Regions from separate parts of the Mus musculus genome. Here region 1 is linked to region 2. A link is a contact called in ENCODE POLR2A ChIA-PET data. All regions are on one chromosome and are shown on one strand. Each heading gives the region's core, a stretch centred on a gene start or an enhancer-like site at or near the end of the contact. The rest is flanking DNA. Distances are from core to core; before and after follow the strand shown. Region 1 holds the start of Tgfbr3 (transforming growth factor, beta receptor III). Region 2 overlaps Tgfbr3 (transforming growth factor, beta receptor III).

The links. ChIA-PET counts read pairs that join two places held with the same protein, here RNA polymerase II (POLR2A).
Region 1: POLR2A ChIA-PET joins it to region 2 with 14 read pairs in Patski. The contact joins the promoter of Tgfbr3 here to the enhancer-like site in region 2. POLR2A ChIA-PET finds 5 or more read pairs at or near these places in 3 of 5 experiments (Patski and embryonic stem cell).

Annotation. Positions count from the first base shown.
Region 1 is chr5:107,288,282-107,290,981 of GRCm38, forward strand. It overlaps Tgfbr3 (transforming growth factor, beta receptor III), which reads right to left and starts at 1,348. Exons shown (of 17, transcript NM_011578.4): 1 at 974-1,348.
Region 2 is chr5:107,250,484-107,253,183 of GRCm38, forward strand. All of the region lies in intron 2 of Tgfbr3 (transforming growth factor, beta receptor III), which reads right to left. Among named protein-coding and RNA genes, the nearest start is that of Tgfbr3, 38 kb to the right of the region's middle. Within about 2 kb of position 1,433, at least 1 of the 3 ENCODE cell types and tissues checked has a DNase peak (open chromatin) inside an H3K27ac peak, as active enhancers do.

The DNA.
Region 1 (2,700 bases), core at 98-2,597, 38 kb after region 2:
AAGGACCTGCTGAGCTCTCCCTAAAATTACCCGCTACAATCTAAAGGGCCATTCCCTGGATATTAAAGGATCCCGATATGGGTTTTTTTGCGTGTTGGTACCCTCCCAAACCGCTCACTTCTTCGAAGAAAGAAGAAATTTTAAATTGGCTGGTTCTTTATCTCAGTCTGACACTCACGGGATGCCTATCCTCGCGGCTCTCCTGTCACAGCAGGGCGCAGCACGAGGCGCTAACACCTGTGCTGCGCTCCGCACGGTCCCAGTCAGAAACATCTGTGCACTCCTCCAAACCGCACAGCCACCTTGGGGGACCGTGTCCTCCCAGTTCACGGTTAGCGAGTAGGGCAACTGTTTGCACCAACACCTAAGCCGTGATACTTGCGGCTTGTCACTCCAGCTGTCTGCACTCCTATCCGGTGCGGGAAGGTGGGACAAATGCCCCAATAAGCCCAACTCTACAAGCGGATTCCTCTAGCAACATCCAAGAGTTTCAAGTTTGTCCCAACCAAGTTCACAAATCGTAGGGAGCCTCTACCATCAGCGGGAGCGCCACAAGGTTAACCCGGGAGCGTCCTTCACAGCGTTTTCGGGACTGACTCCCCGAGCCAGGGCGCGGCCAGCGGGGACCCAGGACTGGCGTTGGCGCGCGAGTCCCGCGGCCGCGGCCTCTGCTACCCATCATGGTCGAGTGCCCACCCACGCTGTCACGCGCCAGGAGCGCAGTGGCCTGCAGCCCCGCACGGGACTAGGAAACCGTGGAGAGGAAGAGCGAAAGCGGGTGTGGGGAACTCCTCCCCGGCGCTGCCCACCCGGGACCGCAGCGGATCCCGGTTCCGCTCAGCGTCAACCCTGCGGGACCAAAGCCAGGTCCCAGCCTCGGGGTCCTGGATGGCCAGAGCAACCCCGCAAAGCAGGCACCGACCCGCACTACGCAGCGTGCACAGCCTCTGATAGGGCGCCAAACCGCACGTACCTCGCAAGCGGTGTGTCCAGGACCGGTCGTCCAACGCGAGGTGGGGGAGTAGCCCAGACGAGTCCCCGCGCCCAGCGCGCGCAGGCGGCCGCGAGCTCAGCAGCCGCAGTTCAACTGCGCCATCCGGACCCCGCCGGGGACTTTCACCTCCTGCCGGGAGCTCGCGGAATCGCGCAGCGAAAGTGGCCTGGAAGGACAGCAGCCCGCTTCTCCCTCTCCACCTCTCTCTCTCTCTCACTGCCAGGGAGGAGGAAAGTGGCGCTCGGCGTCCCCGAAAGCCTGGATCACCCCCATCAGGCCCGTGCGGCGCCCTAACTCGGCCGCGCACACGCGCGGGCGGGGTCGGGCGCGCAGCCACAGCAATCAGCGAAAGGGGGGAAGGGCACCGCGGGCCTCGGGGGCTCGGCCGCCTAGAAACTCCTCCTCCTGCCCCTCCTCTCCTCCTCCTCCACTGCTGATGGATGAGCCTAGAGAGCTTGCTCCAGCCTGTGCTTCCCTTCGGGCAGAGAAGGCTGGAGCTGTAAGGATAGAAAGGAAGTCGGGTGTGTGTGTGTGTGGGGGGGGGGGGGGGGGGTTCGGCCCGAGATGGGATGACAGCTGGGCATCCCCGGCCTGGAAGAAGTGTGGAGTACCCGGGATGTGGCGCGCACTGCGAAGACTCGCTGCCTTTCCCTAGATCCTTCAAACTACCAGGGCCTTAGGAGAAGATAGTTTTATTGGATTCCTGGTTGTTGATATAAAAATTCCTTTAAAAAAAATCTCAGAGAAACCCATTCCCACATCGAAGCCCCATGCACACATTCATTCTGCCCCAGTTTGGTTTTTCTCCAGTTTCGGTTATCTAAAGATATGCTCTTGTGGTGTGGTCAGGGTCTCTTACTTTCTACAGCCTAGCTCAAAGTGCCTTCTCCAGCTGCTGAATTAAAGTGCCTTCTCCAGCTGCTGAATTCCATTCCTACGGTTTCCCCGCGGCCCTCTGAACACAGGATAGGCGAGCACACAGGGTCCTGCCTGCATGAATGTGCTTTGCAAGAGTTGAATGCAGCTACTTCAGTCACCAACACAAATCTGGCACTGTTTACGCTTCACTTTCTATTAAAAGGTGAATTGCCCATTGGGGCTATAGCTCGGTAGTAATGTATTTGCCCAGCATACACAGAGCCCTGAGTTTGAGCCCCAGCACCACATACAACCAAGTACGGCAGAAGAATCACAAGTTCAGAACCAGCCTTGGCCAGAGTAGAGGTCAGAAGACAACTTTCTCCCTTTCCTCAAGTAGGGCCCAAGAATCCATCTTTGGTGCATTTCTTCAGGGTTGGCAGCAAGCACCTTTATCCATGGAATTCTGTCACCAGTTACTTCACGGGAAACTCTACAGGTGCCACAACAGATGGAGTGACTGAAGTGTCTGGTTCAAAGACAAGTTTCCAGTCTTGACAGCTGCTGGATCGTCAGGGAACCTTTGCACAAATGAGTAGCCCAGCTAGACTTTTGTAATTTTAAGTTTTTAAAGCCTATTTTTAATGATGTTTCTTAAACACTTTAACCTCCCTTCTTGCCCACCACCCTCCAGAGAAGTAGGAAAAACCAAAGGATATGGGGAAGTAGACCTGTTTAGAAAGGTTCTTTGGAGCAACTCCCATCTGTGTTGTCTGGAAATCTGTAGTTCAGTTCACAGGTTTGAAGAGACAGTTGGATCCACTCGCAAACACTTCACAGATATATGA
Region 2 (2,700 bases), core at 183-2,682:
GACACCAAAGTGCAGGCTCAGCACACGTGAGGCCATTGATTTAACCCATACACAACACACACCCACAGCAGTTAGCCACTTACCAACCCAAAGATGGCTCCTAAGCTGAAGTTCCTCGTGATTCCGACAGCTCTGAGAGCTTCTGTCTCATCAGACTCCATAAAGCTATCAGGAAGGGCCTTCAGAAAGTGTTAAAGTCCGGCCCTGGGGCCTGCCAGCTGGGGCACGTCCTCGTGTTCTCAGGATACGGGACCTCAAAGTAACCAAGGAGGCATCCGTGGGTGAGCATCACTCCACCGCACTCCAGGAGGCGCTCATGAAAACACTCTCCTGCGGATCCGAGTTGCTTAATAAACAGAAGTAGCACATCTTGTGCCTTTCTCAACTTCAGGACGCTGTGACAGTACCATGGGATGGCTCAGCATGGATCTCTGAAATGTCTCTTTAGAATTCTTTGCTTTTGAATCTTGTTAATAAAGTGCGATTTGGTCTGGAGTTTGTAGCTACTTACTCCGGTGCCCAAGCCTAGAAGAGCAGGTTGGGGGTGGGGGTTGGGGTGGGGCTGAGGGGTGGGGAGGAGCCACTGCAGCCTGTCAGGCAGAGTGAAGGCCAGACCTGGGTCTTAGAGTATTTCTGAGCCTGTTTTTAAGCAGGGCTACAGCAGCTTTCTCATTTGCATGCACTCGTTTGGCTCTCGGATAATCACCAAATTCTTACTGCTTTCTTCTACAACGCTGACCTCAGAATCCACAGAAAATGGTGGTCGCTGGCAAAGGCTCAGATCCCGCTCATCTTTACGGGGCAGACACAAGGACGACGGATGGGGCTGAGTCTAGGGATTGCGATTCTGTAAGATACACTAAATGCACTGCCCAAAAGAAAAAAAGCACCAGCCTGCTTTTCCCTTTTCCCCCTGTATGGTCTACACCGAGCTTCCACTGGGACACGGAATTTCAAATTTAGGGGTTTTTAAGTTTTTTTCAAAGTTTTAAACATCATTTTCCTTTACACTGGGCACTTAAATATTTTATTTTTTGCTGACTCCCCTAAATGGGGAGGGAGGTGCTAATTGACATGATGGATGTTTGGGGCCAGGTATTTTTGGTAAGATAGCAGATTAAGGGCAGAGCCTTAGGCACGCTCAGCAAGTGTTCTAAACCCCTAAAAGCCTAACCCTGATGCTTTTGGACATTTAACACTGTGAACCTGAACTGCTTCAAGATCAAACTGCAGCTCCCTGCCTGTTCTGAGAGGCCCTCAGGAAGTGTTTATTTGGTTAATGAATGTTAAGTGATTGTATTTCTCTCACTAAACAGAAAGCACACACAACTTCCTAAGAGTGTCCTTTGGGCGGTCTGCTTCTGCCAGGGCCACAGAAGTTCTGTCACCCTGGAGCCTCAACAGCAAATTGGCCATTCAGGGAAGAATAAGGCCAAGTGTACTTCTCCACAAAGAACAGCTATGCCCCTCTTGGCCCAACTCCAAGAGGCAATTGAGCCTGAAGGTCGGGGCTAATCTCTTCAGGCCTCTCTGCCAACCCTCTCTGCAGGCTTCGGGTTTCCAGCATGTGCTTTGCAAATAATCTAACAATTAATTAGTGCTTTTGAATCTCTCCCCTATCATTAACAAACCACTGCCAGACAGCCTTTGATAGCATCCTCTAGAGCTAATTAAGCCTGGCAAACACAGGAGACAGGATTGTAGGGCTCCCACCAGAGCCACACTTAGACCCAACAGGTGACAAACAGCAGAGCTGTTCCTATCAACCAAGAAGGTAGTAGGTGCTGGGGTCAGGCCCTGCTCTCCAATTATATCATTAACAGGCCTGAAGTTCAAACTGTTCTTTCAAAAGAAAGGGTTTTTTGTTTGTCTGTTTGTTTTTCTGTTTGACATAGTTTCTAGGGCACATACCCATAGAAACACACATTCCCATCCCCTCTATACACTCACCCCTCAAAATTAAAGTTCAGTCAGCCTCATTCTCTCTCTCTCTCTTTCTCTCTTCCTTCCCCTCCCTCTTATTCCCCCTCTCTCTTCTGTCCCTCCCTCCCTCTTCTCCCTCCCGCACAATCTAATATGTCCTTCTTCCCATAAGCACAAATGTGGGGAGGTTTTCTTTTTTTTTTTTTTTTTTTTAGTCTTCACTATCTAAGGCCACCCAGAAGTGTAGCCTGCTCCATATGCCAACAAGATAAACATATGTAGAGGAAGTCTTGAAGAAGGGGGTGGGAGCAGCAGGGGGCTGAAAGAGAAAATATTGAAGCATTCCTCTAAACTTCCCTAGTCAGTCTCAAACACAGAAAGACTACCTCCTGGAGCTGTGGGCTCCTCAGGGTTATACTTGGTTATTCACAGGCCTTTTACTGCCTGGGATGAGGCTTAGAAAAGCAAATCAGCTCAAATCAGAACTCCTCCCTCTTCCCAAAGGCAACCTTTGACTGACAAGCATCACAGAATTGTCAAGCCCATTCAATGAGCAGATCACTCCCAAAGGTTGATCCTTGTAGTAAGTGACCCTGGTTCCTACCATGTCTCAACACAGTAACTACAACCACAGAACAGTGTCCCAGAGTGCTCAGGGGAACCACAAAAGCACACAAACTGTAGCTTAGATGCCCAGAATTCAGGTAAATGTTGGGTGGGCTCTGCTGCCCATCTTTGTTCCTAGCCTCTGAGGGTAGAGACAGGATTCACTGAGCA